Regions from separate parts of the Mus musculus genome. Here all the other regions are linked to region 1. Evidence: chromatin loops called from intact Hi-C (ENCODE). Cell type or tissue: heart. All regions are shown on one strand.

Region 1 (8,000 bases):
CAACGAAACTACCATAAATGCTAACTCAAAGGAACATCTAGCTTTGAAAAAGCCTTAAAACAGTACCAATTTCTTTATACCTTTCTAAACTACATTTTGTTAACTACTTAAAGTTAATATGTACCTAAATTCCATATTAACAGCAAATGAGTTATTTTCCTTCCCAGAATGACTACCCATATATGTCTCTTTGGTAGAGCTGGAAGCACAGCCTGCTAAGTAAGCCGTCCAGAGCCGGACTGCCAGGTGAGCAGAGGACCCAGCTCGAGCCCACACCTGCTGAGACCAGGGGGCAACAGTGTGGATGTTAGCAGGCGGACAGACAAGCCCCTGCCCTGCAAGGTGACGGTGCAAAAGAGAGATTCATGTCAGAGAAGGAAAGCAAGCATGTAAGGATCTAAAGCTGTCCCTACTCAAGTCTCAGTGACAGAAAATGGGCCTCTCTGTCAGTCTCAAGGAGAAGGAAACTGCCTGATACAGGTGGGTCCCCTTCATCCAGGCTTTTAACCATGGCCAAACAAACACTTGCCATTTTATGTGAGTAGCTAAGTTATCTTCAGGAAAGGGACTACTGCTGCTATAGCCATGCAGGAGGGAGGAAAGGAAGGTTCTTTGCATACAAGATGCGGATGGCAATTAGAAATTACTTAAGGGGCTGGAAGGGCAGCTCATCTGTCTGAGGGTACAAGCTTCCCTTCCAGCACCCCTATCAGTTCAGAGCGCTTACAACCACCACCTCCAGGAGAAACTAATGCCTCTGGTTTCAGCAGGCATGTACACGTAGTCACACATAGACAAACATCAGCCACCAGTGCTGCCAGCGGCTGGGCAGCAAATTCCATCTGCTCCCTTTCAGACCATCTACTGGATGTTTCTCTATGATAGGCTAATAACATAAACATAGATTTGGAATACACTTAGGTAAGAGAGTCTAAAATTATATTAAAAGAAAATCTAGGGGCTGGTGAGATGGCTCAGTGGGTAAGAGCACCTGACTGCTCTTCCGAAGGTCTGAAGTTCAAATCCCAGCAACCACATGGTGGCTCACAACCATCCGTAATGAGATCTGACACCCTCTTCTGGAGTGTCTGAAGATAGCTACAGTGTAGTTATATATAATAAAAATAAATAAATCTTTAAAAAAAAATCTAGTTCACATAACCTCTAACTGTATACTTATACAAAAATTCCTCAAGTCATTCTGTGTTCCACTAAGGAAATGACACTTAAAATGACATTTCTACACCTAGTCACTACACCCAATTTGTATGTGAAGGGCAAACCCACCCTTTTGCACATCTGGATATGTTTCTGCAGTGTCTATGAAGTTAAGGCAGTAGTGAGCTGGAGCCAAGAAATCTGGGCTGTGGGCCAACAGCCTTCTATTATCAGCTGTGACCTTGGGCAAATCATCAAATCAGATCTGAGGGAGCCACAGGACACGCAAAAGCACTCTATAAACTGAGTGCACGCCTCCAGAGGAAAGGGCCTATTAGTCACAAGTAACTGAAGGGACAGATTCCAGCTCACCTCAGGTGAAGACATTCAACTCTAATTAAGGGCCCAATTTAAAGCAGTATCATGTGAATAACTGGAACTGGAAAAACAAACAAAGGCAGTGTCAATCAGGCCTTCTTACCGGTTTGTTAATGTTGGCCCCAGCTTGAATCAGCCAGACCAGACACTGAGGATGTCCTCCAAAAGCAGCGATGTGGGCTGGGGTCTGGGCATAGCGGGTGGTCGAGACATTCAGTGAGGCTCCTGCTCTTACCAACTGCATTAAGCACTCCAACTTCAAACAAAGGTGGGAGGAGAAACAGTACATGTCAGTATAGCAATTAATAGGACACAACCTAAATTCTCTAACAGTCACCAGTGGCATTTTTGCTAGCATTATTTTCTTCTGACAGTAAGTTAATTTTCTCCAATCACTAAGCAAAACTTTAAAAGCATTTATGCTGAGTGGAGTGTTCTTAAAACACACACACAAACCTCCTATAAAGGCGTTCACACTCATGGTAAGTAAACATCGGGCTGTAAAAATTGTACAAATTGTACTGTACTGTAAAAAGTGCAGTAAACTCTTTATAGTCAGACTTTCCCACACCGTGCACAACCCCGACACACTGAACTGCCCCAAAGCCCAGTCTGTATCTCTCTCTCTCTCTCTCTCTCTCTCTCTCTCTCTCTCTCTCTCTCTCTCTCTCTCTCGGCCTTTAAAACTGAACAGAAACCAAGTATGCGAGATAAATAACTAACTATAATAAAAGAGTCACACCACGGCTGAGCTCACCCAGTAGGTGACTAACTCAAAGACTGGCAAGCGCAGACAAGATCCAGCCAGGTCCCACTGCGCTGGCAGCTGGCTATGAGTCCACCACATTCAACATGTGCCTACACTGGCCAGGAATTTCTTCGGTACTTACTTGTTCTCCAATTTTGGACTGTCTGTTTCTCTTCAACTGACCACAGGCAGTGAAGAAGCTGTGCTTGGTTGCAAGCAATTCCTGAGAACAAACAGCACCCCGAACCTCCTATCTGTCTCCCCAAGCAAGGTAAGCTTGTCCTTACAAAGGACTGGTCACTTCAATAAACACAGATTCTCTGAGTTTTTATTGATCGGCAGGCTGCAAAACTTGCACAGTCCACAGCAAACAGACATTAGGACAGTGTTAGAAAGTGATGGCTGGCCAGGCGGTGGTGGCGCACGCCTTTAATCCCAGCACTCAGGAGGCAGAGACCGGCGGATTTCTGAGTTCCAGGCCAGCCTGGTCTACAAAGTTAGTTCCAGGACAGCCATGGCTATACAGAGAAACCCTGTCTCGGAAAACCAAACCAAACCAAACCAAACCAAAAAGTAATCGCTGGTGAGATTTCCCAAGGGAAACATACAAGTACAAAGTGGCAGTAAGATGAACAGGTGTCAAGAGAAAAGCAGTTAGTTAACCTTTAACGTGGAGCCAGGATTTGAACCTGTTAGCTATGCCGTGTTCAACCTAGGAAACTGGCTTTGGAATTGTGGAGGGTCCTTTTAAATGGGGCATCTGGTAAAAGCAAGATAGTTAGCCTTCACAATGGCCAGTTTTCCGGGAATAAATAAGCCCCATAAATTACTGGGTAACCTGAGCATCACTGGTAGGTACAACCTAGGGAAACACGCTGGAAACCTACAGGAGGGAGAGCAGTAACACATGGCCCGGCTGGGGTGAAAGGCTCAGCCTTTTCGCCTCTAAGAGCTTTCCGTAATAGTTGGAACGGGTTAACAAGATGGTTCCGTATCTTAAGACCATCCAGGTTTCAGATAGGAAAGCTCAGAACTACAACGTCCTCGCCTCCGCTACAATACTGGTCTCCAAAGTCAAGTCTACAACTCGTTCTCCGTAGACGTGAAAATGCTCCTTTAGCTTTAGATCAAATTCTGGTAAACAGTACAGCGTGAATTTTGCCGCTTTATGGCGCAGAAGCACTTCTGTGTGCAGGTTAACTAAGGCGACCACGAGAAGGTGGATTCCCAGCGACTACCTGCACCCAACTGCATGCCACCTTTCAACACCAGGAGAACGGGGCCAATTAGCGCAGCTTACACAGGACGGTCCCGGTGGAGAGGGGGCCGATAGGCATGGCCGCGACCCCGCCGTCGGCCATAGCAGGTGCAGACTTGACACCCCCGGCTACGAGGGCAGCGCCCATCCCTCCGTGCCTTCAGGGGGCCCTGCACCCGGTTTCCATTAGACAGAAGCGCGAGGCCCCCAGTTTCCTCCTCGCCACGATTCCCGAAGCCCGGCGGCCTCCGCGCAAACGGCCTCAACTGCAGTCTGCCCGCCCCGCTCGGAAGAGCCACAAGTGTGCACATGCGCCCTGGATCCTTCGGGGGAGCCGGCGAGACGGACCCCATTTCCGCCCCGCCTCCCAACACTCCCCGCGCCCCCGGAGGTCCTGGGTCGCGCGCCGCCCGCCGCACATGCGCCTTGAAGCCCTCGAGGCGCCCGCGGCGTCTGAGCAGCTTCCGCGCCCCCCACCCCCCACCGTCCTGGGTCGCAGACCGCGCGGTACCGCACATGCGCCCTGGAACTCTCAGGGGTTGCGCTGCCGCTGCCGACCGCGCTCTCCAGACACCGTGGGGTGCGCTCTGACCCTAACAGCACACCACGCGGAAAATGGCGCCTTAAAGTGCCCGCGCCCACCTTGCCGAAGTGCGCAGCCCAGTGCACGGGCGTCCAGCCGTAGAAGGAGTCCTCAGCGGCCAGGTGAGCGCGCGGCGTGTGTGGCAGCAGCGAACAGAGCGCGACCAGGTCCCCGTCCCGGCAGGCGCGGTGCAGCGGGAAGCGGAGCGACAGCAGCTCCTCGCTGGAGAAGCCTGCCTCCACGGCCGCGCCCGCTCCCGCTGACATGATGGGTCGCTAGGAAGCACGCGACTGATCGGCCAGAGGAATGTGCCGGTGAAGGCCTGCGAAGCTGCCGCCACTCGAACACAAAGGACAGGCGAGCTGCTGCCGCGTCCCATCCGCATCCGAGCGCAGCGAGCACTGAGGGCGGGACCTGAGCCACGGGGCGGAGCCTGCGCCTTGAGAGGGTGGGGCCTAACAGTCCGCTGCCTCCGACCGCTGCTGACGCCCGTGGTGGGGCGAGGCCCGCGCCTGGATAGGGTGGGGCCTCCCGCAGGTGGTGCTGAGGCTGGCGCCTGGGATAGGGCGTGGCCTTGGCTGCAGGGCGGGGCCTTCTCAGGGTCTGCGCAGGAACGCCGCCTTAGGCGTCTGGTGGTGAAGTTAGGGGCTGGGAGGCGATCACCGCTTGAGGAGGCCGCTACTGATGCCAACGCTGAAGGTGTAGGGGTTGAGGGTGGGCCTGCACGTTAGTGTGGTTAGAGGGACGAGACTTGCCGGGCAGTGGTGGCGCACGCCTTTAATCCCAGCACTTGGGCGTCAAAGGCAGGTGGATTTCTGAGTTCAAGGCCAGCCTGGTCTACAGAGTCAGTTCCAGGACAGCCAGGGCTATACAGAGAAACCCTGTCACGAAAAACAAACAAACAAACAAACAAAACAAAACAAAAAAAGGAGGGGGGAGACTTGGCTGCGACTGAAGCCTGAGGAGGCCGCGCCTGAGACCTCGCCTGAAGCCGGAGGCCTACGACCCTGGCTGTAAACCTTGCCTGGGGCAAGGCCAAAGCCCAGGCCGGCCTCTCTGTGATTGGCAGCTGAAAGCCACGCCTTAACTAAAGGAGGAGAGTCTGGGATTTGGAGCGGAGCGGCGCTCTGGTCGATTCCTGGGGCGGCTGGGCGTGACCTGGCGCTGGTGGGTGTGACCTGGAGCGGTTGGAGCTCGGCCGCAGGTTCCTGCTGAGGACGATGCCTGAGGCGCTACTTCTAAATAGAGCTGCTGCTCTGCCAGGCACACTCGCGAGTGGGGACTCAGGACTCTGGCAGCCGGCCCTGGCCTGCTTCCGCGGTTGCCTGAGTTCCTCCAATTAGTGTTTATTGGGCGCCTGCGGAGCACAGCTCCTCATTAAAAACCCGAAAACAAGGGTGCAGCCAGTTAACTTCGGTATGCCTTAATTGGAATGGATGCCAGAGAGAATCGAGAGGCCCTGGCGTCTGTAACTGTAAAGCATGAGTCACGTGAGCAGGCTGGGCACATGGTGAAAGAAATTTTAGAAAAATTGACTACTAAATTCTCTTTCCAATGGTACAATGCTATGGTTGTAAAAAATTTGAAATTTTTCTTTTTTCTTTTTCTTTTTGTTCTAATTTTGGTTTTTCGAGACAGGGTTTCACTGTGTAGCCCAGCCTGGTCTACTCACTCTGTAGACCAGGCTGGCCTTGAACTCAGAAATCCTCCTGCTTCTGCTGGGATTAAAGGCGAGCACCACCACCTCCTGGCTATAAAATTTGAAAATCATACTGAGCCATTAAGGAGTAGACACTATTCATGGAAGTTTTACTTTTTTTTTTTTTTTTTTTTGGTTTTTTTCGAGACAGGGTTTCTCTGTATAGCCCTGGCTGTCCTGGAACTCACGTTGTAGACCAGGCTGGTCTCGAACTCAGAAATCCGCCTGCCTCTGCCTCCCAAGTGCTGGGATTAAAGGCGTGAGCCGCCACCACCGGCCAGCTTCTACTTTTTACTTAATGAAGTTTTACTTTTTCCCTTTTGCTATATATTTGTTCCTTGTGTATGTTTATCCTTGAGGAGGCTACATAGTAGAGATTAAAATTACTGTATTGCAGAAACTGGGGCCTGGGACTCATCATCCTCCTGCCTCATCCTCCCAGCTGCTGGGATTATAAATATGCCACCAGGCTACATACCTTACATTGCAACATTAAGTAGCATAAAACAAGTAATCAGAAACCAGACAATTGATAAAGGGGAATTGTTAACCGGGTGAACACACTACACAGCCATCCGTTCAAATAACAAACACTCCCTGTGAAGGTGATATTGAGAAATGTTCCAGTCTACATAGACAAGTGTGATGTTTAATTCACTGAGCAGTGACTAATGCGTGGGAAATATGAGACGTCATCTGTCTGTCTCTAGTTCATAATCGGTGAGGCAAGAGCACAGCGTAATAGTTTTGGTATTACTTGGGTGCTTGCACTGAATGGTGGGCTCTTGTGTTTCAAGCTTCTTTCACTGAGAAGTTGGTTTTGTTTGACATGCCATTGGCCTGTATGTGAGCGCATCCCCTTAAGCTCTGGAAAGAGGAGTCTCATTTTGCAAGATAACAGGTGTACCTGGTCAGCTTTTCCAACAAGGGAGAGGCACTTTCCCCTGTCTTCTGGGGACTGTGAGCCTGAGATTTATACTTAAGGGAACTCCCTTGGGTGTAGAATCAGATCTGGATCATGTGACCAACCCATGTTCGCCTTAAACATGTTCTCATGTGCAGCGTGGCTCATGTGGATGTCTGAGGATAGTTTTGGGAACCTTTTTCTCCTACTACTTGGATTTGTGAGGTTGTCTTCAGCTCATCAGCCTTGGCAGCAAGCTCCTGTACCTGCTGAGCCATCTCACTGGCCCATGCTTTGCATTTTCACCGTGAATTTTATTTTGCACACAGTATCAAGGTCTAGTAAAATAAAATGTAATGTTTGGATTCTTAGAATGGATCTTTCTTCAAGACCACTTTTTAGTTTGTACAATTACTTACATAATATGCATATTTCTATAGCCATGCATACACTGATGTGTGTCCTCATGAATGGGTCCCCAGTGTCTGCGGTGGGACTTGTGGATTGGCTGTATCAAGTGTCAGCACTCCAGTTGGCGGGTAACCCACATTTTGCTTAGTTACTACTATTTTTGTTTTGTTTTCTTGAGGGTCTGTGTAGCCTGGGCTGGCCTGGAACTCAGCATCCACCTCGGCTTTCCGTCTGCTGGGATTGAGGGTATGTGCCACCATGCCACATTTTGTTCAGTTATTGTAAAAGAAAATACAAAGAAGTACCCTGCCCTTAAAACAGGAATTGTGTTTTTCCAACCAAAGATAGTGTCATGAAAGGAGCTGAGATGCCTAATCTTTTAAGTTCAGACTCGATTTTAGAGAGCCTGACCTAAACTGAACTCAGGTAAACTAACAGTCAGGTACCTAGCATTAGTTCCCAAGTTGCCCCTCCACAAAACCGGAGCCTAGCTCCAGTCTCTAGGCTAATCCCCAACAAGACTCTACAAGTCTTTCTTTCTTTTTTTGGTTTTTTTGAGACAGGGTTTCTCTGTGTAGCCCTGGTTGTCCTGGAACTCACTCTGTAGACCAGGCTGGCCTCGAACTCAGAAATCCTCCTGCCTCTGCCTCCCAAGCACTGGGATTAAAGGTGTGCACCACCACTGCCCAGCCAGAACTCTAGAATTCTTGTATTTTAAGCAAATAGTCTACCAACTGAACCACATACCCAGCCCAGCCTTCACAGACCCTTGCTGACTAGAAAGCTGTCAGATGCCTTTGAGAATGGAGGTAGACTTTGGTCTTCCTGCTGCGCATGTCTGTTTTGGAGCAGAAACTCTCA
Region 2 (8,000 bases), 76 kb before region 1:
GGAAATGTCGTAGATGTCACGGGGTTGCATGGAGTACTTTCACACCTGCCGAAGGGGGTAGGGCATCACAGTGTTTCCTGAACCTGTTCCAAATCCTTTCCAATTACACCCTCTAGTTCTGAAGCGGTGAGTCTTGTTCTGCCGGAGGATGAATGCCTGAGGCTGAAACACGGCAAACTCCAGATGGCTGAAGGCTGCGAGCTGACCCGGCGCAGCAGACACCGCAGGCGAGGCAGAGCGCCATCACCAGCCCTGCGCACCTGAGGCCACAGCAGCGGGTCCACCGCTCTCGCCCAGGCGGCCGAGCAAGATTGAGGACCTGGGACTCAGAGGGGCGAATAGGACAGCCGCACCACAGTCCCAGCCATACAAAGGCGCGAATGTGGCGACCACAGGCCAGGCTCCGCCCCAGGGCGGTGCCTAGGCAGGAAGAGGGCGGGACCGCCGGGGCCCGTCGCCTAGGCAACCCCTCGCTCTGCCCGGGCTTTTCAGAAAGCCCTAAATCCGGCAGCTGTGGGGGAAGGGCGGGATGGGAAGCTGAAGGTTGTGCTCCCCTGCGGGAAGCACACTGCGGTGCCCGCTGCCAACTCAGTGTGACGAGGACATGGGCAGCCTCAGATGCGGCAGGGAGGGGAAGAGCTAGTTAGGATCAGAGAAGAGCTGCTCCCGCCAGCCCGCCCACCGTAGATCTCCGCGCTGAAAAGAGCACCCCTCGGGGGCCCCTTTGTCTCCAGGCCATTCTAAACCCAGCACCGGGAGGCGACACAAAGGGACGATGGGGGCGGAAGGCGCAGGCGCGTGGAGGCGCCGAGGATGCTGGGAGTGGTGGTCCCTTTGCGTGTCGATAGCTGCCCTCCCGCGCGGGTCCGCATCCATCGCCAGGGAGCTGCGCCTGCGCGTCCACTTCCGCCTCGCTCGGCTCCGCCCGCTCGTCCCTCCTGGAAGAGGACAGCTCTCTAGTACTAGGCGTGCGGGGGGCGTTGCCGATCCCACCACACCTCCTTCTCGTCCAGATTGGCCGCAGAGGTAAGAGTCGCAAGGGGATTGGCTGACGCCGTTGCCATTTCTGTTCGGGGGCCCTATTTATACCGCGCTAGGAGGCGGGGGAATGCAGTTAACCCAGCGGAGGGTGGCTCTTCTCAGGTTAGTCGGTTTGAAGGCAGCGATCTGGAGGCTCGTCCGGCCCCGGCGTGTCTCGAGGAGCAGGCTAGCACCCCGCGGTTCCCGGCCGGCGTGCGGCTCCGCCCAGTAGGTCCGCCACCGAGTGTCAAACTCCTAGTAAAGTTTCGCGTCGCCGGTCTCCCCTGCCCAGGCGACCCCGCCGCTGTCCCCTCGGCGACCCTGGCCCCCAGCGACAATGACAGGCCACGCCCCCGCGCGGGCCGGCCTCGCGGCCCGCCGCCCCCCGGCCCGGGACGGTGAGGGGCGTGAATGCGGTGGGGGCGGGGCCGCCTCCGGGAGGAGGGGTGGCGGGGCGCATGCGCGCTGCGCGCGGGGCTGAATGTTTCCCAAGTGTTTGAAACTGGTATTTGGGTTTTCCACGTTGGACAAGTGCGGCGAGGCGGGCGGCGGAGCGCGCCCTTCCCGCAGCCGGCCCCGCTCTCTCCGCTCTCCACGCTGGTGGCGGGTGGGCGGCGGTGGCCGGCCCTCTTTGGGTGTGTGCGCGCTAGTACGCACGGCCCCCCGCGCCGCCCGCCGCCCGGGAGGGGGCCTGCACGGCCGGCGGGGTGTGCGCTTGAGCTTCGGCCGCCGCGGCCCGCGCCTGCAGGCGCCGGGGTCCCCGCGGCCCCGGAGGCGGCGCGGCAGGCGCCAGATGTAGCCGCCGGCCAGCCCGGCCGGAGCGGCGGGGGGGCGCGGAAGGGCGAGAGAGCTTTGCATTTTGCAGTGCTGTTTGAGGGGGGCGGGGGGTGGAGGAAGCGGAAAGCCGCCGAATCGCCGGGGACCTCCGGGGTGAACCATGTTGAGTCCTGCCAACGGGGAGCAGATCCACCTGGTGAACTATGTGGAGGATTACCTGGACTCAATCGAGTCACTGCCTTTCGACCTGCAGAGGAACGTCTCGCTGATGCGGGAGATCGACGCCAAATACCAAGGTACGGCGGGTGATGGATGGGCGGGGGCGGCCGCGTCCATCCCTGGGTCCCGGCGGCGAGGCTGACCGGTCCTGCTGGAGCCGGAGCGCCCGGTAGCGTCCTCGGAGGGCTAGGAACAAAAGGTCTGGAGCGCCTTTGATACGCCGAGGTCCTTGTGTACCGAGCTCCGGGACATGGAGAAGGAAGGAGCGCGAACGGCTGGCTGCAAGGCTGCGCGACCAAAGCGCTCTTTGTAGTGAAGTGATGAGGCGGTGCTGCGGGGGAGGGGGCGCGGGGCTCGGCCGCGTCCTCGGGGAGGGGGTGAAGGCGGCCGCGCGAGGTGGAGTGCTATGCGGGCGCCGCGGCCGTAGGGCGCGGGCACCGGGCTAGAGAGAGGGCTGCGGGCCGTACTCCGGCGGAGCTGAGTGCGGGTCCGGAGAGTCGCCGCCTCCCGCCAGGTTCTGGTTCTAAGTGTTACATAAAGTACTGGGCAGTCCTGACTCGGGGTCGCGCGATCGCCCAGGCCCTGCTCTCCTGGGCCCTCTCTTGGCTCTGGACAGGGCTCCGGGCCGACTGCGAGGGGCGCCGGCGCGGTGTGTCTTGGGGAGGAAGAGGGTGAAAGGGAGGATCGCAGCCGACTAGGTGTACGACTGCGCTGCGATCGGTGGACGCGAGCTGGGCTCTGGCTGGAGAGGAGCGGGGCAGGTGAGGGACCTGCAGCCCACCCGAAGACCCGGGCTGCCCAGAGTGGCGAAGAGGCGGAGCCTGCGTGCCCGCCGGGAACTGTTGGCTGTTGGGGAAACTTTGCTGTGAGGTCAGGGGGCTCTGTTTTGAACGTGGATGGCCGCTCGGAGTTTACTCTTGTTTACAGAACTGCGCAGCAGGGAAACGGAAGAGTTGGGGGTGGTGGAGGGCCACTGCCCAGCACTGCATACAGAGACTTGCTGGGGAAAGCGCCCCTGCGCGCTCTATCCGAGATGCAGCTTCGCAGCTCGGTTTATAGGAGAATCATTAGCATATTGCGGAACGTTCCGCCTCTGCGGCCCTTTGATTGGTCGCAACATCCCCCGTGGAATGTCCTTATCATTGTGCTACAGAGTCATTGGGGGGCGGGCAGTATGGGGGCGGGCTTTGCTCGGGACTCGCTCCAGTCTGTGTTTCCGCTGTCTGCTTTTTTTTTTTTTTTTTTCCTCTGGTAGAGGGCCGGGCGGAGAGAGGAGGTGAGTTGATTTGAATGTCTTCGGGTCGCCCGTCCTCTGGCCTTGGGTTGGCTCCTGTCGCTGCTGGGGCGGGCCACCGTCGCTGGCTCTGCGCGCTGATTGGTGTACCTCCTGGTCTCCGCCCTCAGCGTCGTCGACTCACATAGGCTTCGGGCGGGGCGGGGCAGGGCGGGGCGCGCTTCCTGAGTCTCGTAGGCTGGAGTGGATCGCGGCCACTTTCCGGCTGCGAGGCTATGGCGGCGGTGGCCTCCGGGAGGATGCTGCGCTTACCTTCTCTGCTCTGGCTCCCCGCGGGAGCCTCTGATCGCTTGTCGCGTTTCCGGTAGGCTTGAATGAGCGGGAGTGCCTCTGTCGGGACTGCGGGTCTGTGTGTCCCGTGCTGTCCTCCTGCGGGCTCGTGTGTCCGAATGGCTCTAGAATATTCAAGTCCTTGCTCAGAACTACTGTTGGCAGACCGAGTTTTTGACGGCCGCCTTAGTGCTTCAGATGTAGAAGAGTTCGAAAGGAGGGTCTATGTTTTGGTTGTTGTAAATGGAGTTTGTTGCTTGAATTACTTTTCAAATATTATAGAAAATACCCCCAGGAAGCAATGCCTCTTTCTTAAGCGCAACCTTATATAAAGTTAAAGTGGCTTAAAGTAATTGGACAGATTAGATGGAACTGCAGGCCCATTTAGTCACTACCTTTATCCTTGTTGGTACTGAATGGTGGCCCAGCAGCAGGCTGAGGCTGAGCTGACAGGTGCCTCCCTGTGTGGAAGTAGTGCTGTCCTTGTTTGTTGCTTTTACCAACATTTTTGTTTTTATCAAATATTTTACGTAGGGTAACTAAAAATCTGTGTTATTGTGTGAGCTCCACAATAGCTTCTGGTAAGTTTTTGATGGCATTTTTCTCCACAAGCTTCACCTGGATTAAGGCAGGAAGAAGCAGTCATTTTCATTTAAATTAGCAACGGGAAGAATTACTCTTTTACAAAATACCAGTATAATCTTTGAAACATTGCTGGGTGTGATGGCAGGAGCCAGAGATCCCGGTTGGAGACAGGACCGGCTCTGATTGTATGCCATTTAACCCAGGATGGAGCTCAAAAAACAATTTGCTATTGGTTTTGTTATTTTTTCTCATTGACCTGGAACTCTTAAAGATCCACTTGCCCTTCCTTCTAGTATTAAAGGTATGTGCCATCATGCTCCAAAATGTGTATCTTAGGTTGTCTTTGGTAAGTTAAGTCAGTCGACTTACCTAGAAACTTCCTTTTAGATACTAGGACTGTACATGCCTCCTGTGTGGGGTCTGTTGTTCTTCCATGAATAATGCCTGCAGAACCTGTATGTAGCCTTACCTGTTGAGAGACTTCAGTGTCAGCCCTTGTGTTGTCTTCTAGGGTTTTGTTGGGGTGTGTGTGTGTGTGTGTGTGTGTGTGTGTGTGTGTGTGTGTTGAAACAGGGTCTTGATAAGTAGCTCTGGCCAGCCTGGAACTCTAAAGAGGTTTGACCCTGCCTGAATTGCCGTTTCCTGTCAGAGAAGCACAGAGTAGGGAGGCGGTGAATTTCTAGGTATCCTCTCTGACTGCCAGCCCGTCCACACAAGCATCTCTAGTAATTCCTTTAATAGATGGCAAAAAGGTCTCAAGGAAAATCTGATACCATTTACTGTTTGAGAAAAATACTCTTGGAGTTTTCTGGTATGTCCCATATTTCAAAAACAAAATAGTTTTTCCTTAGCGCACACAGAATTTCTTGGAGGTGTGGGTGGTTAATCAATTTGGCTTTGAGGTAATCCACTTAGGGCAGAATTTTTTTTTCTTCTGTTCACTTTTGTTTTTAAAACGACCAATGTTTTTGTTAGTTTCTGACATTTGAAGTGTTCTTTGACATCTCTGGCTGGAGATCCTTTGCCATAGTCCTTTGGACTACATCCTGCAGCACCCACTCTCTAGGGTTTCCCTCTGTCAGCATTTACCCATTTCTCTAGTTTCTTGTCATGGGTCTTAGACTGATTTGGCGTCAGTACAAAGGGTCTCTGCCTACTTGACACACAGAGGTTCGTCATACTTAGAAGCATACAGAGATGGGCTTGGCTCCCCTAAGGCTTCGCTAGTGTTAATTCCACAGGCTGGGCTGTTCCCGTGAAGCACTGTTAATGCGCATCACCCCTCAGACACAAGTGCCTTCTCAGGCCCTGGCAGTGGACTACTGCAGAGCCGAGTCGAGAAAGCACCCAAGCCTCCAAGAGACGCTGTGTACAAAGGAAGAACTCTGTTTCTGAAACATGACACATGTAACCCAAGCTGTCCTCACACCTGTGACCCCGACTGTCCTCACAACATGCCACCTTCAGGCTGTTCTCACACTTGGGCTCCTTCTGGGCACATGAGTCCTAGAATTAGGAACTACACTAGGCTGAATTCTGTTTTCTACTTCTAAGCATGCAGACGTATTTTTAGTTTTCTAAGAAGGATTTAGTTTTCAAAATGGTATTCTTGAGTACTTGGGAGATAGAGGCAGGCAGGCCTCTGTAGGTTCCAGGACAACCAGGGCTACACAGAGAGACAGTTTTTTAAAAAATGTGAACAGTAGATTACAGTATTATGCGTTGTAAAGTGAAATCTATCACTTTGGTTTTAAAGCTGGGTTGCCTTGTTTATTGTGACCAAGCATTCTTGTTTTCAGCGACACAGACTATCAAGCTAGAGTAGTCATAGGGGACCAGAAGCAGAGGGCTTCTGTCTGTGTGGCATCATGGTCTAATCTACATGCTTTTCTGTAGAGTATTCTAGACGATGAGATATCGTTGATCCCACCTGGGGAGACAGGGATCCCCGGAGCTCATTTGTGCTCCAGAGTCAGTAAGACTGTCTCAGATTAGGTGGTCAGCAATATTCGAACACAAAGAAATACAGAATAAAAACTTGTAAGTTAGTGCAGAGATAGTTGAACAGAAATTGTGGCAATTGTGGCAGTGGTGGGTGAAGGAAAGGTTCGGGCTGAAGCACTTTACCTAAGGTTCAACATCTCAACCTCTCGAAGTGGGACCCATGGCATACACCAGTCAGGCACACTTGGCTAAGCTGTTTCTGCCCCTGTGCTGGGAGTATAGAAGAGGCCTTGTGGTTGGGGTGGCATCTCTGCAGGGTCCCAGTGGGTTGTAATGCCTCTCGCTTCTGTCTGCAGAGATCCTGAAGGAGCTGGACGACTACTATGAGAAGTTCAAACGGGAGACAGACGGCACCCAGAAGCGCCGGGTACTGCACTGCATCCAGAGGGCCCTGATCCGCAGCCAGGAGCTAGGCGATGAGAAGATCCAGATCGTGAGTCAGATGGTGGAGCTGGTGGAGAACCGCAGCAGACAGGTGGACAGTCACGTGGAGCTCTTCGAAGCACACCAGGACATCAGTGACGGCACTGGTGGCAGCGGCAAGGCGGGCCAGGACAAGTCGAAGAGTGAGGCCATCACACAGGCAGATAAGCCGAATAACAAGCGGTCCAGGAGGCAGCGAAACAATGAGAATCGAGAGAACGCGTCGAATAATCACGACCATGATGACATCACCTCAGGAACGCCCAAGGAGAAGAAAGCAAAAACCTCAAAGAAGAAGAAACGCTCCAAGGCCAAAGCAGAGAGGGAAGCGTCTCCTGCCGACCTTCCCATCGACCCCAACGAGCCCACGTACTGTCTGTGCAACCAGGTCTCCTACGGGGAGATGATCGGCTGTGACAACGACGAATGCCCCATCGAGTGGTTCCACTTCTCCTGCGTGGGGCTCAACCATAAACCAAAGGGCAAGTGGTACTGCCCCAAGTGCCGTGGGGAGAGCGAGAAGACCATGGACAAAGCCCTGGAGAAGTCCAAGAAAGAGAGGGCTTACAACAGGTAGTGAGTGGACACTCACCCGTGGTCAGTGACACAGCCACCAGTGTGTTTATGGTATCGCTGCCTTCGTGGAAGTCCGAGGGCAGTCAGATGAGTATTTTAGAGAATGTTAGCCGTGCCTCCTCTCCTCGGATGGCGGAGACAGCCTGCGTCTTCATGGTGTACCTTGTTCCCAGACTGGGTCTGCAGAGCCGCAATTTAGAAACTACAAATACAGGTTCGAATTAACCATGTCAGCGAGTGTCAGACTGATTTTGGGGGTTGGGGAGTGACTTGGAAGTAAGCTAACAGCTGTATAAAGAAGAGATTTCATTTGGCTGTTTTGACAAAAATGTTACGGTTTACAAAAAAAAAAAAAAATTAGCCAGGTTGCTGAAGTACAACAAGCGTGCTTCTTGCTACCATAATGTATATCCACACGACAAGTTGGTGGTCTAAAGTCTAAATATTATTATTTTTTAAAGAGGTAAATGGGTAAATTTTACATGACATATTTTATACATGGCCTATTCCCTAACTGGCCATTTTTAATGACTGGGTACATTTTTAATAGGTCAGACACAAGTGGTCCAGGCAGTGGGTCCGAGTCTTGCCTTTGCTACCCTAGGTCATGGTGTAGCCACCTTTAACTTATATGAAGTGTATAAATGTACATCTTGCCCCTGCTGTATCATAACCGGAAGTGCAGCCTGGTGCTGTTATGAAGCCAAGGTGTGCATCCTGCTGCGTGTGTGAGCTGTATAGATGTTGCGTCAAGAAATAAATGAAACTTGGCCAGTTTGTTTCTTTAGCATTTAATTTTAACATACAAATAATTTTAAATTTTTGTCTTAAA
Region 3 (8,000 bases), 120 kb after region 1:
TCACTCACTCACTCATCCTGGGATCTTGACCTTAGCCTCTGACAGTTCTTATGTCCAAGCCTGGCTGGACATCACAATCAGGTGGCGTTTCCGGGAACCATGGTAGCTTTGTGCAGTGAGAACCCAGAGGACAGGGACTCTGGGCAATGGGTTCATGCTGCCACAGCATGAGCAGCTCTCTCCTTTGGACTTGGTTGCTCAGGCGGCAAATGCCCTCCATGCTCTCAGCCCTGCTGACCCACATGGCCTGCCTTCTCATACAGCTGGCCCACAGACTCCCTAAACGCTGTCCAGCTGTCTGTCCAAGACAGCTGCCTTCACTGGCACTTTGTTGAGACTGTTGGGGAGGGACTCACTGCCCCAGCCAGGAGCAGCTGGTGAAGAGTGGAGGAGAAACTGGACAGCTGTGAGGGTCCTGGACTCTGCTTTCAGCATTACTTGGTGACTAATTTTCATATCAGGCACATTTTGATCAATTATCAAGCATAAAGGGTATCTCTAGGGAAACCAGAAAGGTCTTTAGAAGATTTCTAGTCCTGATTATCTCCTGGTGAAAGCTTGCAAGTTAATATTGTAGAGAACCTTTCGCACCATTCCTGCGACATGACCTGGGCAGAGCAAGTGTCAGGCCACTGTTGCCTTTCTAGAGTACATGCAGAGCCCTCTGCTCGGTGGCCTCGCTAATCAGCAAGCAGCTGTGAACATTCTTACACCGGGATTTTGGTGGCTATGATTTCTCCTGGGCAAACAACAGCTGGGGCCTAGGGTAGAAACAAGTTTAACTGTGGAAGAAACTGCCTGTTTTTCTGGTCCACTCTCCCAAGTCAGGCTCAAGGTTGCGTTTCAGCCTCGCCGACCCTGACATTGTGAACATTCTCCTTCTTCTCCCTCTGCTAGGCGTGCAGTGTTGGCTGGACTTTTAATGTGTTCTCATGTGTGTGTGCGCCCGTGAGTGAGTGGGAATGTATATGAGTGGACCCTGATGGTTGATGATGTTAGTTTTTCATTTGTTCATTGACTATGTGCAAACTGTCTTTAGAGAGGCATGAAGGACTCTCCCATGTTGTTTTGTCTTGTAATAATCCTAGACATGTTGTTTTTCACTACAGTCTCCGGTGCCCTTGACTATGTACATTTTAGAAAACACTATGGACTTCTGAAACCACAGGTGTTTCCCCTCTGCCCTGAGATGGTGTATTGCTGTGTTGCCTGGACTTAAATTTATCAGCTCAAGTGATAGACCTACCCCTCTCTCAAGTAGCTGGAACTGAACTTCTATTCTAAATGGTGTGATCTGCTGTGAACTTGAGGCCCAGTAAATATTGCTGGATTAACTTATTATCCACTTGATCCAACAACTCAGTTAGGCTACTGGCCTTAAACTGGAGATAAGGAAATAGACCTAGAGGGGTCAAGTGACTCCCCTAGTGACATGTTTGTTATAGCGCTAGAGCTCTTCACTCGTAATGTTGACCCCTTAGTTTTCCAAACAGCGATGTTCATTGGAGTTCTAGTTACATGTACCCATGTACCAGACTTCAGAGAGTTATGTGGGCCAGGACGTCTTAAGGTAACCCATGGAAAGAGCCTCAACTAGTGTGTCCACAAAAAGGAGCCTGTAGTCATAAGGACACATAGCCAGTTTGGCTGTCCCTGCTCCTCTTCATAACATTCCTCTCCTACGTCACACAAAAAGGCAGACTGTCACCCATTTCTTGTCTTCCTCAGATGTACTGCAAAAAGATGAAATTCTTTTCTTGTCACTTAAAGGACAATCACAAACATGCTTTATAAAAAAGAAAACAAAAATGAAATGAAACACCCAGGGTGTTAAGACTTCAGTGACCCTAATGGCAGAGACTCTGTGACTCTGGGTTCAGTGACCCCAGTGGCAGGGACTCTGTGACTTTGGGTTCAGTGACCCCAATAGCAGGGACTCTGTGACTCTGGGTTTTCTAATTCCTTGCTTTCATAGACATTATAGGAGGCTCTAGTGAAGCTATTAACATTTAAAATCTCTGAATGGGTAATAGGCCACATCTGGAGTTTGGCTTTTGTCACTCATTAGGTGTCAAAGAATAAGTCCCATTACAAAGCTCCCATTCCCACATGCTCGTCTTTATGGATGGCCACTCAGCACACACATGGAGAGAACAGTCAGGAAGAGTTGGTGGTGGACAACACTTCATTCTAGCAAAGTGGTAAAATCCACAGATGAAAACCAATCTGGGTCTGCCACCAAGTCTGAGACCTGAGTTTGATTCCTGGGACCCACATGGGTGAGAGAAGAGAACTGACTGCTACACTTTTCCTTTGGACTCCACACACACCATGGCACGCATGCCCCACACAGGTATGTGTAATTTAAAAACCACATTTCTCACTAATATGTAAATCCTCAAGGTGTTTTGCTTTTTATAGTTAACAATTATCAAAATCAATGTATGCTGCTTCCATTATTTTATATACTCATCATACAAGAAAAGAAAATAACAATTAGCCTGTGGTTTCATAATCAAATGTAGAGATGAAGAGATGAGTCTAATTATTTGTAGTGTTTACCTTCTCTGAAGTTATCTCGAATGCTGAACTGCAACATTGTCCTTGGGGGAAATACAGGGCTAGGAAACCAAAAGACCCTGGTCATATTTTTATTTTGCATGTACTTGTAGATGTGAGCATGTGTGCACATGGCTGGTCACAAAATTCTGCCAACGAGTGAATACATGACCTTATTTTATGGGCATTTTTGGAGAATGTATGCTATAAATGTTATGTATTTACTTACAATAAGCCATCATCTCAAGTACAGTACTGTGTAATCTACCATGGCTGTAGTGGTTTATCACATATGCACATATACAGAATGTTCATAATCAGACAGTAATTGCAGCCCACACACACATACTGGGCGCTGTATATAGTAGGAATGCAAAAAAAAGTCTTAAGAAAAGTACTCTGCAAAGGTCACATGGTTGGCTTCATGAAAATGTTAAAATTGCCCCGTAGGGGGCGCTAGCTGCAAGTTGAATGTACTTTGAACTCTGACCTTGGGGAGACTGGAATTAGTTCGGTAGAAGGGGAAGATGTGGGTAAAGATGGCTGTCCCTTAGAAGACTGGCTTTTTTTTTTTTTTTTTTTTTTTTTTTTTAAATAGACTTAAAGTGGCTTAAAGCTTGAAGCATTGCTTAGTCTCGTCTGTTTGGCTTGTCACCTCCAGTCTTTGACTCAAGGGACAAACGCAGTGGAAGCAAGGCTGCATTCAAGTATGAGCTCCCAGTCTTCCTGTCTTAGGATTTTTTCCCCCCAAGGCAGACTTGGATTGTTATTTTAGCTGCTGTGGGGATACTTTGTGTTGTCTTGCTGACAGTATTTATTCCAGTGCCATGTTCGATCATTTCTAGGACTTGGTCAGTGGTTTCTACTGCCCTTCCAGGCCAAATTTCCTCTAGTTTTCCTTCTTGTTTCCACTCTCCACTCATTTGCTGTGCAGTAGTCATTATGGTTTTGATGTTATTACTTATATTTTCTGTCATACTTTCAGAGTCGTTAAGGCAACTTGGCCAAACCCTTTCTGATAGTTACTGCTGATAGCCAGCTTGCTGCCGCCTGAGGTTGTGCCAACATAGCTGACATTGCACATGGGATGGGTTTCCAATAGTCTCACATGGTAGTTTCCTTGCTGGCCTTTGAGTGTTAAAAGCTTTACTAAACAGTTTGTCTAGGCAGTGTGCCTTAAAAGCTTGTACTGTGCCCTAAGGGGGTTGAATGAGAGTGGAACAGGTACATTAAATTAATAACACCCAGAAAGTAAGGTTTTGTCCTGGAAGTGTTTATGGACTGGGATGAAGCAGTTGTGGATCAATCCCAGAGCATTCTGGATGCCATCCATACATGTATTGTCATCTCCTGTGACTGGCATGCAGTTGAAGTTTTTGGTCCTAAGTGGACCTGGGGTTTGTTTTTTTTTTTTAATCCCATTAGGGGCAGCTTATATTTAAAATTTGCCCTTGGTATTGGCACACAATAGCAAGGTTGCACGGTCTCGGAAGCCTTTGCTCAGGAGTCTGAGAAGCTGTTTTCATAAGGCAGTTTTGTTTTCCGACATTCATGGAAAACACGCTGTCTCAGCAGCACTGGAAACCTGTTCTTTAGCACAGCCCTAGCTATAGAGAACAAAGTCTTTCCTAAACTCTTTATCCGTACAGCCACTCTGAACTGTAAGTTGATACGTTCATGATGTATCAGTCTTTTAATGACCAGCTGAGGAAACTGCATGTTTCAGACTCGAAATGCTGTCTAATCCTTTTTTTTTTTAAACTGGTCATCTCATAAATCTACATTTTGCTGCTTTTCCATCTTCTCCACAGCTTTATGGGGCATTCAGTGTTGCCCTAGCAATTTTCCGGAGCAGCCTGGTCTAGATAAATCTTTTTTCTTGTGGATATATTGTACTGTTCACTCACAGTCAACAGCACTATAACTCATGCCCCAAAGAAGCTTAAGAATGAAATAAAAATCTTTCCTGATGTATCAGGGTCTTCCTTACATTGTCCCAGCCTCAGATTCTGCTCCTGTTTCTCTTAGTGTCTGGTACGGTCGGGTGCATATCGTAACATGTGGCAAGTGTAGCAGGATGCCTCACGGACTGCATTGGGTGGTAGGTCAGACCTTCCCTCGCTGCTCATGGTGAAGGCTAGCAACAGGAGCCTTCTCTGAAGCCTTAGCCACAGTGGCCGGCGACTCTGGTTAATCAATCACAAAGCACATGGGCTGTGTTTGGGAATAGGAATCAGGGCATTTTTCATGACGACCCGCAGAATTTATGCTGTTCATTAAGCTATTGTAAGTGCACTTTGCAGGAACCTAGGTGAGAAAGAAGGGAAGTTCTCTCGAATCTCTTTGGGGCTGTTCGTGCTGCAGAGGCAGAGTTCTGTGCATTCGTGAGGTGCTGCCAGCAGAATGCCGGTCAGGAGGCGGGGATGGGAGCCCCGAGCAGGGCCTGGAGGGGTGGGCGTGGGGCTGGAGCGGAGGTCTGTAGGAGGCAGGGCCTGAGCAAGGCCAGGAAGTGGAGTGCCTTTGGAGGGACGCCGGCTATGGAGGAGGCGGGTGCGCACGATACCGGAGCAGGGCCCGAAGGAGACGGAGCGCGTGGTGAGGGGAGCCGGGAGGGGAAGGAGGAGAGCGCAGACCGGGGTGAAGCGGGGCTGGGGAGTAGACTGCCGCAGCCCAAGACGCAGCAGCCGCGGGAAGGGGCAGCGGGGGCGCGGTTTGACGCCGTCACTTCCGGTCCCGGGCGCGCTTCCGGGTGCGGGCAGGGGCGGAGATTGGTGCAGCCCCTAGGAAGGGGAGCGGATGAAGCGTCCAGCCCGCTCAGCGCCGCTGTGTGTTGCAGGTCTACCCGGAGCCGCGGAACGAGAGCGAGTGCCTGAGCAACATCCGCGAGTTCCTGCGCGCCTGCGGGGCGTCCCTGCGCCTAGAGGTGGGTGAGCGCGGGGCCGGGCCGGGCTGGGCAGGCCGGGCGGGCGGGGGCGGGGGAGGTCGGGTCGGGCTCCGGGGAGGTAGGGCCGGGATGGAGGGTGGTCGGGGGTCGGATCGGGGTCGCGTGAGCTGACGCTGTCCCGAGCGACCGCTCCTCACCGCCGGCTCCGTGGAGCGGGGCTACCTGTACCGGGAAGAAGCCTCTCGACGTCCCCTCGGCTGGCGCGTGGACCCCACGCCTTGTTCTGGTTCCACGCGAACCACTGGTTCTCAAGCTCCTGTGCAGGTGGCACGTTGGTAGTCCCTGTTGCTCGGGGGACATCTGTCCAATCCTGAAAACCGCCCTTTGGGAATCCCTAGCATCACATCCAGGTCTGACCCAGCCCTCAGCAGGTGGTCAGGCAAGGTCCTAGCTGCAGTGTAGAGGGCCAAACCCCTCTTGGTCTCACATCCTCATATGCTGCTTCTGCAGGCCCGAAATTCGGCGGCGTGGCTGGATCCTCCATCCATAATTGCTTACGTTAGAAAACTCCCGAGCCTGAGTCTGGGGTTTGTAAAACCTGCTTCTGGGGACACCTCCGCGGGATTGTCTTTTCCATGGTGCTTGATGAACACCCTTTGTGGTCCTTCTGTGTCAGTTCCCCAGGGATGTCGCTGTTTCCTTGCTTTTGTTATTCGTGGGGCATTGTTGTAGATGTAGAAAAGTGGCTTTGCTTTTTGGGGACTTTCAGGTAGATAAGCTTTGCTGTCGCTTCTGAGGTTTGCAATTTCACCCCGTGAAGGGTTGGTAAAATCACACACACTCCAGTCCTGTGGTGACCCAGTGCGGTTTTCCTTACCTGGTAGGACAGTCTTTGACTGCGTGTTTCTTGAGATGAAGTGTAGAAGTCATCCAGTCACGTTTGGAAAGTGTATTTAATTGAAATTGGACAGACAGTGGTTTATAGTGATTCAAGTGTTACCGTCCTTTTTGTTAATTTATTTGATGTCTTTGAGGAAATTGCTGCAGATAATTGGATTGTGGTTGGGCGATTTCAGAAAGCCTCACAGCTCTTTAAAAATCAGGTATTTGGCTTCTCTTGGTGGCACCAGCCTTGCCGTTTTAGAGACTGGAGATTTACTTTGTCTGACCTTTGTCGTAGGGTTCTATCCTCATATGCCTGGGTTTTGTTTATGTTACAGTATTTTTTCAGACTCACCCTACACATTAACATAACCAGTGTAAACTGTTATAATAAGAAATTGCTTTAAAGAAACGTGAAAGTCGCCCCTTCTTTCCAGCTTTGTAAAAGTTGCAGAGGCTGTTGCTGTTTCATATAGCAGTGATGTTTATGGCTCTGAGTTTGTCCAGAGATGCTGTCAGAGCCCAACATGGGCCTGTCCCAGGCACTTAGAGCAGCCCTGAACACAAGCAAATCCTGGCTAAGGATTGGTTACTGAGAGGATGAGTCTGAAGTTGCACTTGTGATAGCAAATAGGTTTCCTCTTGGAGGGAAAAAAAAGACCATTTGTGTCTTTTTTTGTGTGTGTTGATTTTAAAGAGTAAATATCTCTTCCAGTTACTTAAAAATATGGTAGAGGAAAATATAATATTTTTCTCAAGGTATACCATACTTAAATCTCCAGTTTGTTTAGCCATCACGTTTTAGGAATTTCCTATAGAAAGGAATGGCTTTAACTCATCTTAGTCTGTAACTGTGTGAGGGGAGAGGCCTATTCAGGGAAAGACCTAATCTTCTGCAGCCAGAAGCCCCGAGGGCAGAGCCTTGGACCTTTGAGCAATACTAGGACTGACACATTTAATATCCAACCAATTCTCAAAAGATGGGAGACTGAGAACATTTTAATATTAAATGGGAAACAAAACAACCTAAATTCCAACGTAGCTTTTGTTTTTAGTATTTAATACCAAGGGGCTTTTCCCAGGGCATTGTTTCAGACTGAATTGTGTTAGTAAGAAAGACTGTCTAGTAGCTTACTCTACTTTAGCTCCTAATGATTTCTTTAAAGAAAAAAATGTACCATCACAGTATTGGTCTTTTTTTTTTTTTTTTTTTGGTTTTTGGAGACAGGGTTTCTCTGTGTAGGTCTGGCTGTCCTGGAACTCACTCTGTAGACCAGGCTGGCCTCGAACTCAGAAATTCACCTGCTTCTGCCTCCCAAGTGCTGGGATTAAAGGCACGTGCCACCACACCCGGCCGTATCAGTCATTTTTAAGCTTCTATTGCCCGTTCATGTGTGTGCGCCAGTGTGCCACAGCACTAGCTCAGAGGTCAGAGAAACTGATGGTGTCTCCTTGACCTGGTGAGTTCCAGGGATGAAGTTTTTTAGCCCTAATGGCAGTGGCCTTTACCTGCTGAGCCATCTTGCTGGCCTCTTTATTTTCTTTTTACAGCTTATTTTTCCACCAACTGCTGTCCTTAAAATATTTGGAGTAGGCGCCAGGGAGATGGTTTATTCAGTAAAGTGCTTGCTGCGTAAGTGTGAGGTCCAGAGAAAAAGCCAAGCGAGGTGCACAG
Region 4 (8,000 bases), 140 kb after region 1:
CTCTCCAGAGACTTCTGACTAGGATCTGTTCCTCACCTCTATCACTTATGACTTAGAATTGCTAATTTTTATTCTTTGCAAATTTACATATAAATGTAGTGTATTCTGACTGTGTCCTCCCGTTTACCCCCTCTTCCCCTTTCCCTCCCACTGAATCTTGTCTTTCCAGCAAGTCCCTAGCCTTCTTCATGTCTTTGCCCTGTGACCCACTGTGTTTAACTAGGGATGCCTGCATAAGTGTAAGTGGGGAGTTAGGTGGGCAGGGGTGACTTACATTGACCAAAGTATCACATGAGCAGGGGTGACTTGTACTGTAACCTGCCCTCCCCTGGCAGCCATTACTGCCCACAACTCCTCCAGGAGGGCTGGGCCTGTATGCAACCCCACCCCCCCATTATGGAGTGTCAATGGTCCCAGTCTTGTACACATAGCTGCTTACTGTGAGTTCCTGGATGTAGACAGCCATGTCATGTCAGGCGATGTGCTTCACAGCACTCCTCCTTCTGTAGTGTCCTGGGCCTTGGGAGGAATGCAGAGCTTCTGTTCAGGGCTGAGCATTCACGATGACCAGTTATGAGCCTGTGAGTGGTCACTCACTGTAAACAGAGGCTCTAAAACAAGGCTGAGGAGCGCTGTCCTTTGGGTACACACATATTTAGAAGGCAGTTTGATATCATGTCCGTAAAGCAAGACAACAGAGTAGTTCATTTGTCTTCCCCAACTCCCCTTTAGCTATGACCATCCCAGCGATAAGCTTTTGACCAGGTTTACACACCAGGCACATTTCTTCCCTGTGGAAAAGGCCTAAAACCCTGGCAGAAAACAGTTGGTCATTACCGTGTGTGTACAGGCAGGTTGGTATTGTAGCTAGCAGGGTCTACACCTGGGTAAGACTTCTGACACTTCTCCGTCGCAGACGGGAGAACATCTTTGTGCAAGCCAGCCAGGAGGAGGGAGACTTCTCAGCATAGCTGCTGCTTGTCTCTCTGCCATTTTCTTTTAGTTCCTTTAACAGTCTTGCTGTATAGCACTTGTTGGCCTCCAGGGTGAGATGCTTCTGCCCTATCCATCTCCCTCCCTGCAGGTGCTCGGATTACAGTTGTGTGTGTGAGATAGGAACCTGACCATAGTTTGATTCTAGTTAAACAGTTTTGGCAAGGATTCTGCATGCAGGTGTTCTAATTTCCCATAGCATTTGATGAAGAGGACACTTAGTGTCTGCCCCTCTGTGTCTTAGGGGTGCTGAGTTTAGGAGATTGGTCTGATGCTGCTTGTATTTAAATGCTAAATTTTGTGCCCTCAAGATCTGGTTACCCCCTCAAGGATGAGGATCTCCTATGTACCCCAGCTTTTGTTGTATAAACCTTGCCGTGCCCCTGCCCCTCTGCCCGCCTCCCCTAAGTTATCTCTGAAATAATAAAGATCCCTACAGTCTGAGGGGCAGAGAACAGGTTCCTGGCTTTGGGGTTGGAGACAAACAAAAGCTGGTATCCATTAGAATTTCTTTGTCAGCCTCGAGAATCATCCAAGCCACCACATACAACTACTCTCCCTTCTTAGTGAGCCGTTCCCCTGGTCCCTAGACATTTTTGAAGGCGGTTCCTTTTTAAGGGAAGGTGTTCAGCACTAGCATCTGCTCTATGAGAAGTGGAGTGAGGGTCACAGGAGGAAGGCTGCTTGCTGGGGGTCTGTGGTCCTCAGACCCTGTTCTCAGGGTCATGCTGGTGAGTGTGGTGAGACCAAATATGCGCGGATGGGCCTGGAAACCACGTGGAACTGGATAGCAAGACTTAGAGAGTGCTGCACGGAAGCGCTCTCGGACTTTCGTGACTGCTGAAATCAGCACTTGGTGTTCTGTTGACTGTTTCAGTGGCGTCACCCTGAAGCTCATATCAAGCCTTTCTGGCTGCCCTGGTGTTTCCTGCTCACAGGCTTCCCTTGGAGTTTGTATGGAGTCTGGCTAAAGTGATATCTGCTGTTACTTATGGCTGCTGTGTCCAGTCGTCAGGAAGCCTGCGATCTCTACCTGCAAACTCCCTTTCTTACCACAGCCTCCTTAGCTCTCAGCAGACAAAGAGCGTAGAGTGTTTGAGCTGCCCCTCTGCACAGTCCCTCTGCTCTGTATGGTTTTGTGGCAGTACTGGACAGTCTTGTGCTCTGTGGGTTGTTCCCCCGACTCGGGGCCTCTTCAGATGTTGGCAGGCAAGTGTCCTCCAGGGATCTGCTTCCTCAGCCTTGATTATTGTCATTTTATTGACTTTTTGAGATACTGTTTCATTCTACAATAGAGCCTGAGCTGGCTCTGAACTTGTGACCCTTCCTCCCCACTGTGTCAGCTTTCTGTGTAGCTGGAGTTACAGTTGTGTGGCACTATGCCAGGCCGAAACCTGTATTTCCTGATGTAGGGGTAAGGACATTGCCACTCTAGCTGCGCCTGGAGCGCTTGCTGCAGCCTGTTGTGGCTGTCCCAGCTCCCTGGTTCACTTTACTGTAGGGTAGGGCTGCATTGCCTGCCACTTGAGTGTTCGCTGAGGCAGGGTTCCCACCTCACCTCCCACCCTTTCCTGGTACATTGGGGGAGCAGGCTTTATTTGGGAGTTGTTCTCATCTGGGCCTTTGGAGTTTCTTGGATCATGGCTGCTTTGGCGCCTGTGTCATCTAAAGCATAAATAGAGTGCAGGTGGGCTGCTCTCAGATCCTCCCGCCTTCTGACCCTCATGCTGACAGTGCTTTGTAGCTGTGCTCAAGTGCATCTTCTCCGCGTTGTCAGTTGCTTCTCACACGTGTGCCTTGGCCAGACCTTGGCTTTTATATGGTACTGGTGATCCAGCCCTGGTCCGACAGACACACACTCCAGCACTGAGCCTGTGGCTCAGCCCTGTGATAGTAGCCTGCATGCCTGTGCCATCATGTGGGTGGCAGGAAGAGCTGGTGGAGCGTCTAGAGGGCTGTCTAGGAGCAGGGCCTCGAGTGTCTGACGCTCTCTAGTTCTTCCTGAACCAGTGCTGCTGAGCTCTGGATTACTGACCCCTCTTCCTCTCAGTGTCCGCCCCATGGACTCAGGGACATCTGAAGCTGATGTGCCCTTAGGACCCAGTATAAAGAGGGCTTAGGTGCTGTTCACCTTCTGCAAAATGGCCTGTGGGTGCAGTTGCGTGGCTTCATGGGACTGTTCCTAACTGTTAGGATTTTCAGAACCCATCTGCTTCCCCCAGTAGTCCTCTAAAATCTGATGCCTACTGCTCACAGCCCCTCCCCCATTTAAAATCTTCCACTTCTCACTTTAGCGTGCTGTAGGAGGAAGGGGAGCAGTGTTTGCAGTGGGTCTTGAAACACTTGTCCAAGCCTGGCCATTGTCATTGCAGTGTTCTCACTGCCTTTTAGAGCTGTAGACGTTGTCACTTCCCTTAGGTTTAGCCTAAGCATTTGTCACAACTCTGTTCAGGTCCTGCTGTGGTTGGGTTCAGGTCTAGTGATGGGCAGGCAGTGCTTTGCCAAGTAGAGATAAGGGACGGATAGCGGCTGTAAGGGGCCTGTGTGACCTGTGTGACTGCACCGCCTCCTGGTATCTGCAGCATCGCACTCCCCTCCTTGGCTGGCAGTGTACTGTCGAGGGCAGAGTTCAGATGGCCTGAGTCAGAGCTCATTTCCCCACGTGTAAGATGGTTTGAACTGTAAGATCTAGCCTTTGCATGCACTGCTGTGACATTTACCCTCAGCAAGCTTATCTCCACTCTGTCGTGACTGGATGCTGTCACTGCCTAGCTGTGCTTTATGATGGTCTCTCCTAGGCCTGGGAAGGGTGCCTGGCCAGCAGTGTGACTGTGTTCTGACTGCCCTCCTGGAAATTACCAAAGATAATTGACTTTGTCCTTAAGAGTATGTTCCCTGCCATAGTGTTTGCATGTTGAGGAAGAGGATCCACAACGGAATAAGATTCAATTCTTATCTTAAAGGACAGTAGCTTGTTCAGGGTCATCTTAGGTGAGAGCGTTGTAATTGTTATGAAGCTCTGTCTTTATCCCTGAGGAGCAGTAGGTGGACGTAAGCTCAAAATCTGCAGGAGCCTGGAAGATGAGGAGCCAGGGCTGGATCTCACTGTCTGATCAGTGTGGACCATTTGCATTATACTTAAATAGCACCACTTACTTACCATTCATTGTCAGTCAGTCTTGTTCTGAAATCACAGATTCTGCCTGACAATATGGTAGGACAAAAGTATAATTTTAAACCTTGCAAGCAACACTCCAGAAATATCTGCCAAGACTTGTGTGTGTGTGTGTGTGTGTGTGTGTGAGAGAGAGAGAGAGAGAGAGAGAGAGAATGAATGAGTATAGCTTCCTCATAAACCTCTTGTGGCGGAACTGATTGATGTCAAGGTGTTGGGTCAGTCTGTCCTGTGAGAGGGTCTCCATTCCTATTGAGATGGCGGAGGAGAGACACCTTTCCCTGGCACTTCCTAGGTGTAGCCAGCCAGATAAGGATGCCTTTTAGTCATTTAGGTCTGAGTCACCCAGCTTGGTTTGTTTTTAGTTTAGTATCTCAGGGTGTATCGCATCAGTTGTGTGGTCAGGACATCAGCACGAGTGTCTGGATAGGCTCTGTCTGTGTGTCTGCGCTGTTGAGCCTTCTGGATTTTAAATTCTATGCGGTGTCTACATGTTGGTTCCTGTGGGCTCTCCTGCCTCTGTCTAGGTTGGCTTATATCTTGGTAGTCTTGAGGCACTGTTCTCCCTCAAGGAGCGTTCTCATGTCTGCTGATGTGGACGCCACTGATGACTCCTAATGCATGGCACACATGGCTTCCAAGGCTGGGCCCTGGCTTCCTTTACCTTTGCGGTGAGGACACAAGGAGTCCTGGTCTCCTCCCGCCAGCCTTGCAGTGCTGTTCCCTTGTGACCCACATTCCTGCAGCAAGCTGCTTCTGAACGCTGGCAGATACGACACTGCAGGGCTTTGCTCTTCACACTCTTGTGTGTAGAGCGTGGCTGTGGACACGTGCGCTTGCCCAGTTGCCCAGAGGTGACACTGTGGAGAGTGTAGTACAGGCCAGGGTAGAAGAGTTCACCTGGGTGTTTGTCCTCTTCTGCCTCACAGTCTGTCACCTACTGAAGGACGCAGTGGGGTCCTCTGGGAAGGAATGCTCCTCACAGCAAATTAGCATACATTAGGGTTTCCTTCCTTCCTCCCTCCCTCCCTCCCTCCCTCCCTCCCTCCCTCCCTCCCTCCCTCCCTCCCTTCTTTCTTCTGAGTCTCTGTGGAGCATTAGCTGCCAACACTGTATAAGTGCTGTGTTTTAGATTTGGGGTGGAAGGGACCCTTGTTGCTGAGGAGTGTGCCAGTACCTACTCAAAATCACCTTTATTTTGCGTCACAGCGTCCTGAGAGGAGGAGGTACTGTGTTAAAAGTGCTTTTGTTCTAGATGGTCTGATGTTTCTGGAAGTCCTGTTTGTTTGGAGTTGGAGGCCTCACCTTGCTGATGGACACTGCTTGTGGACAACTCCCCCACCCCTGTGCTTAAAGCAGAGGCTTCTCTGACCAGTTCTGCTGCCTGGAGCTAGTTGTCATTCTCCACAGCAGCTCCACTTGGGCCTGTCCGGTCTCATTTGAGGAACCGGGTCAGAGGCTTGTTGACCCTCCCCACAAGACACCTGGAACTCCATGTGATGGGTCCCAGCCCCAGTTAGGCCAGTGTTTGTGTGCCTGCAGGATGAAGACTAATCTGGGAACTGTAGTGAGGAAAAGTCTTACAGCTGCAGTAAGCCTGGGTTAGAGATGGAGGAGGTCAGAAAATTGTGTCCTGATAGGACAGTTCTGGGGTGGATCCGTTCTTAGCAACTGTGCCAGGTAGGTAGGCTTCTGTGTGTCCTCCTGTTGTTTTGATTGAGACAGTGTTACAGTTTGCTCAGAAGATCTGGGGCCGCATGTGAGCAGGCACCTTCATGCCAGCCCACAGGATCACCTTAATGGTGACAACTTATCAGGTAGACACTGGGCAGTTGATGCCACATTTTTCCTGTTTCATGCTCTTGTACACGAGCTAAGCCTGACACTGCATTTGGATACCATTACTAACCATAAAATAAGGAGTATGCCCAGGCAGAGCACTTGAGAGGTCTGGAAGAAGTTATGGCAGGAGGTGGCAGCTAGGTCAGATTGACTAGTCTAGAAGACTAGATAGACTATAGTCTTTGAAGATCTGGAAATGTGGTTAGTTTTGGCCTTGGATCCAGGGTCACAGGCTTCTACTAAACCTGGATAGATGGACCGTCATGGCAGGAGATGGGCAGGCAGATGTGCACTTCTGGTCTACATGGTGACGGTGGCCTACACCTTCCATGCACTGTGAAAGCCAGCCTCCCTGCAAGCCTGCGCTGTTAGCCCAGTGTGCATCCAGGCTGTGTGTTCTGTCCTGGACACCTCATGGCTCTGGGCGCAGTTTCTGTGTGTTACTGGCTGGTTTATGAAAGCTGTTTCAGGGAAGGTCCCGGGCCTCTCTCCTGGTTCCTTTGGCACAAATGCTCTCTGAACTAAAGGACTTTTGCTTTTTGTTGTTTAGATTGCTGTTTAGTGAAGTAGTCCTTTCTGCTCCTTGGAAAAGCAGTCCTGTCTGAATGCTCTTAGGCTTAGAGTATGCCTTCTGTTTTGTCTCTTCTTATTGTTGGGTTTCCTGAGGAGGAAGGTAGTGGTAGGCTCACTGAGTTCTGACGTCATGCTGAAGCCCATTGGCAGGCAGATGCAGCCAGTCAGGTCCTCCGTGGTATCTGGGTAGGAGAGCTATATAATCCTGGAATAACAGGAAGCTTCCCATATTTCACATCCTGTTGTTCTGGGGTTTGTGACTTGCTGCCTTGCCATAATGAAGGTTAGTGGACATTTGTGTGTGTGTTTCTTGGGGATTATGCCGTAGCTTGAGTCTTCCAGGCACAGGGTTAGAACTGAGAGCTGAAGGATAGACCATCGCTGCAGCAGTTTATAACTCAGGGGGCTTCACGTTTGCATGAGAAAACAGGCCTAGGCAGGACAGTCATTTTATTCTTTAAAAAGATATAACTTAACTCATATGGGACTCTTAAAAATCTGAACAGGGAGGGAGGTAAGCTTAGACAGAGTTCTCATTTGGACTGGCTTTCTGTTGGGCACAGGTGTTACAGCCCAGGAATCAAGACTGTAGTCATAAAGGTTCTGAGGGCTCAGCCTGGAGGCTCAGAGGGCTTCCTGACATATTACCGTTTGTGCTTTGGTTTGGTTCTTGGGAGCTTTCAGCAACATCCTTTTTAGAACAGTTTTGACCCTCAGCCTCTTTTTTGAGCTACATCTGACTCTCTGGATGAGTGCCCCACAGATCCACGGAGTCCTGGTCAGGTATGCATTAACTAGGCAGTGTGAAATGTGTGGTCTGGTCTGCTTCTTTGGGCTTTACGCTCTAGAGTGGAATGCACACATCAACACTGGCCACAAAGTTTTCCTTGTGATCAGTGTACTTGGGGGATTTCTGGAGCTCAGGAAGGCTCAGGCCTGCTCCTCTCCTTCAGGAAGGAAGATGAGTAAGGCTCAGCAGGAAGGGGAAGGGGGTAGGGTGTGGGAGGCAGGAAGGGGGCGGAGGAGGGAGTTCCTGGCACTGAGAAAGACTGCAGATGGAGGCGAGGAGGGCGAGGTACAGTGCCAGCCCATAGGTGTTCATCCCAGGCAGAGAACCAAGATGGTTCCAGTTTGCTTCAAGAGAGAAACAATACGGGATATATTTTGGCATCCAGGCTTTTCTTTCTATAATTTGTACCAGTGAGGTTTTTCTAGGATACAGTGTTGGAGGATTTGGTTATCAGAATGTCAGTGTTTTAGCATATCTGCAAGCATGCACATGCACACACACACACACACACACACACACACACACACACGCTCTCGAGCCTCCAAACAAAAGCCAGACGTGGTTAACCAGGTCATCTTTTGTATGTTCTCTCTCCTAGATTTAGGTTGGTGGTACATCCACATAACA

Evidence for each region. Peaks named below come from ENCODE experiments on the same cell type or tissue, not always from the same donor. Only the 100,000 strongest peaks of a DNase experiment are listed, where the experiment ranks them.
Region 2: it touches region 1 in a loop (4-fold over the local background); 14 of 42 quality-filtered maps call a loop at or near these places.
Region 3: a loop joins it to region 1, with 2.4 times the contacts of the local background. A loop is called at or near these places in 2 of 42 quality-filtered maps.
Region 4: a loop joins it to region 1, with 8 times the contacts of the local background. A loop is called at or near these places in 2 of 42 quality-filtered maps.

What each region holds. Positions count from the first base shown.
Region 1 is chr8:11,631,227-11,639,226 of GRCm38, forward strand. It overlaps Ankrd10 (ankyrin repeat domain 10), which reads right to left and starts at 4,531. Exons shown (of 6, transcript NM_133971.3): 1 at 4,185-4,531; 2 at 1,640-1,792. The coding sequence starts at 4,391. Mir7238 (microRNA 7238) reads right to left here and starts at 4,510; the gene lies at 4,468-4,510. In heart, CTCF peaks have their summits at 1,149, 1,359 and 3,873; DNase peaks (open chromatin) are centred at 1,385, 3,935, 4,565, 5,265 and 1 weaker place; H3K4me3 peaks cover 4,338 bases; H3K27ac peaks cover 3,487 bases.
Region 2 is chr8:11,554,953-11,562,952 of GRCm38, forward strand. It overlaps Ing1 (inhibitor of growth family, member 1), which reads left to right and starts at 1,505. Exons shown (of 2, transcript NM_011919.5): 1 at 1,505-2,093; 2 at 6,466-8,000. The coding sequence starts at 1,958. The coding sequence ends at 7,169. In heart, a CTCF peak has its summit at 3,036; DNase peaks (open chromatin) are centred at 459, 989, 3,089, 3,359 and 2 weaker places; H3K4me3 peaks cover 4,882 bases; H3K27ac peaks cover 4,092 bases.
Region 3 is chr8:11,753,036-11,761,035 of GRCm38, forward strand. Arhgef7 (Rho guanine nucleotide exchange factor (GEF7)) reads left to right here. Exons shown (of 22, transcript NM_001372321.1): 2 at 5,396-5,482. Among named protein-coding and RNA genes, the nearest start is that of Arhgef7, 29 kb to the left of the region's middle. In heart, CTCF peaks have their summits at 3,010 (motif pointing right) and 6,127; DNase peaks (open chromatin) are centred at 5,296 and 5,926; H3K4me3 peaks cover 2,070 bases; H3K27ac peaks cover 2,027 bases.
Region 4 is chr8:11,772,474-11,780,473 of GRCm38, forward strand. The region is part of intron 2 of Arhgef7 (Rho guanine nucleotide exchange factor (GEF7)); the gene reads left to right. Among named protein-coding and RNA genes, the nearest start is that of Arhgef7, 48 kb to the left of the region's middle. In heart, no CTCF peak of the experiment used is centred here; DNase peaks (open chromatin) are centred at 2,128, 4,968, 6,728 and 7,538; H3K4me3 peaks cover 1,905 bases; H3K27ac peaks cover 5,912 bases.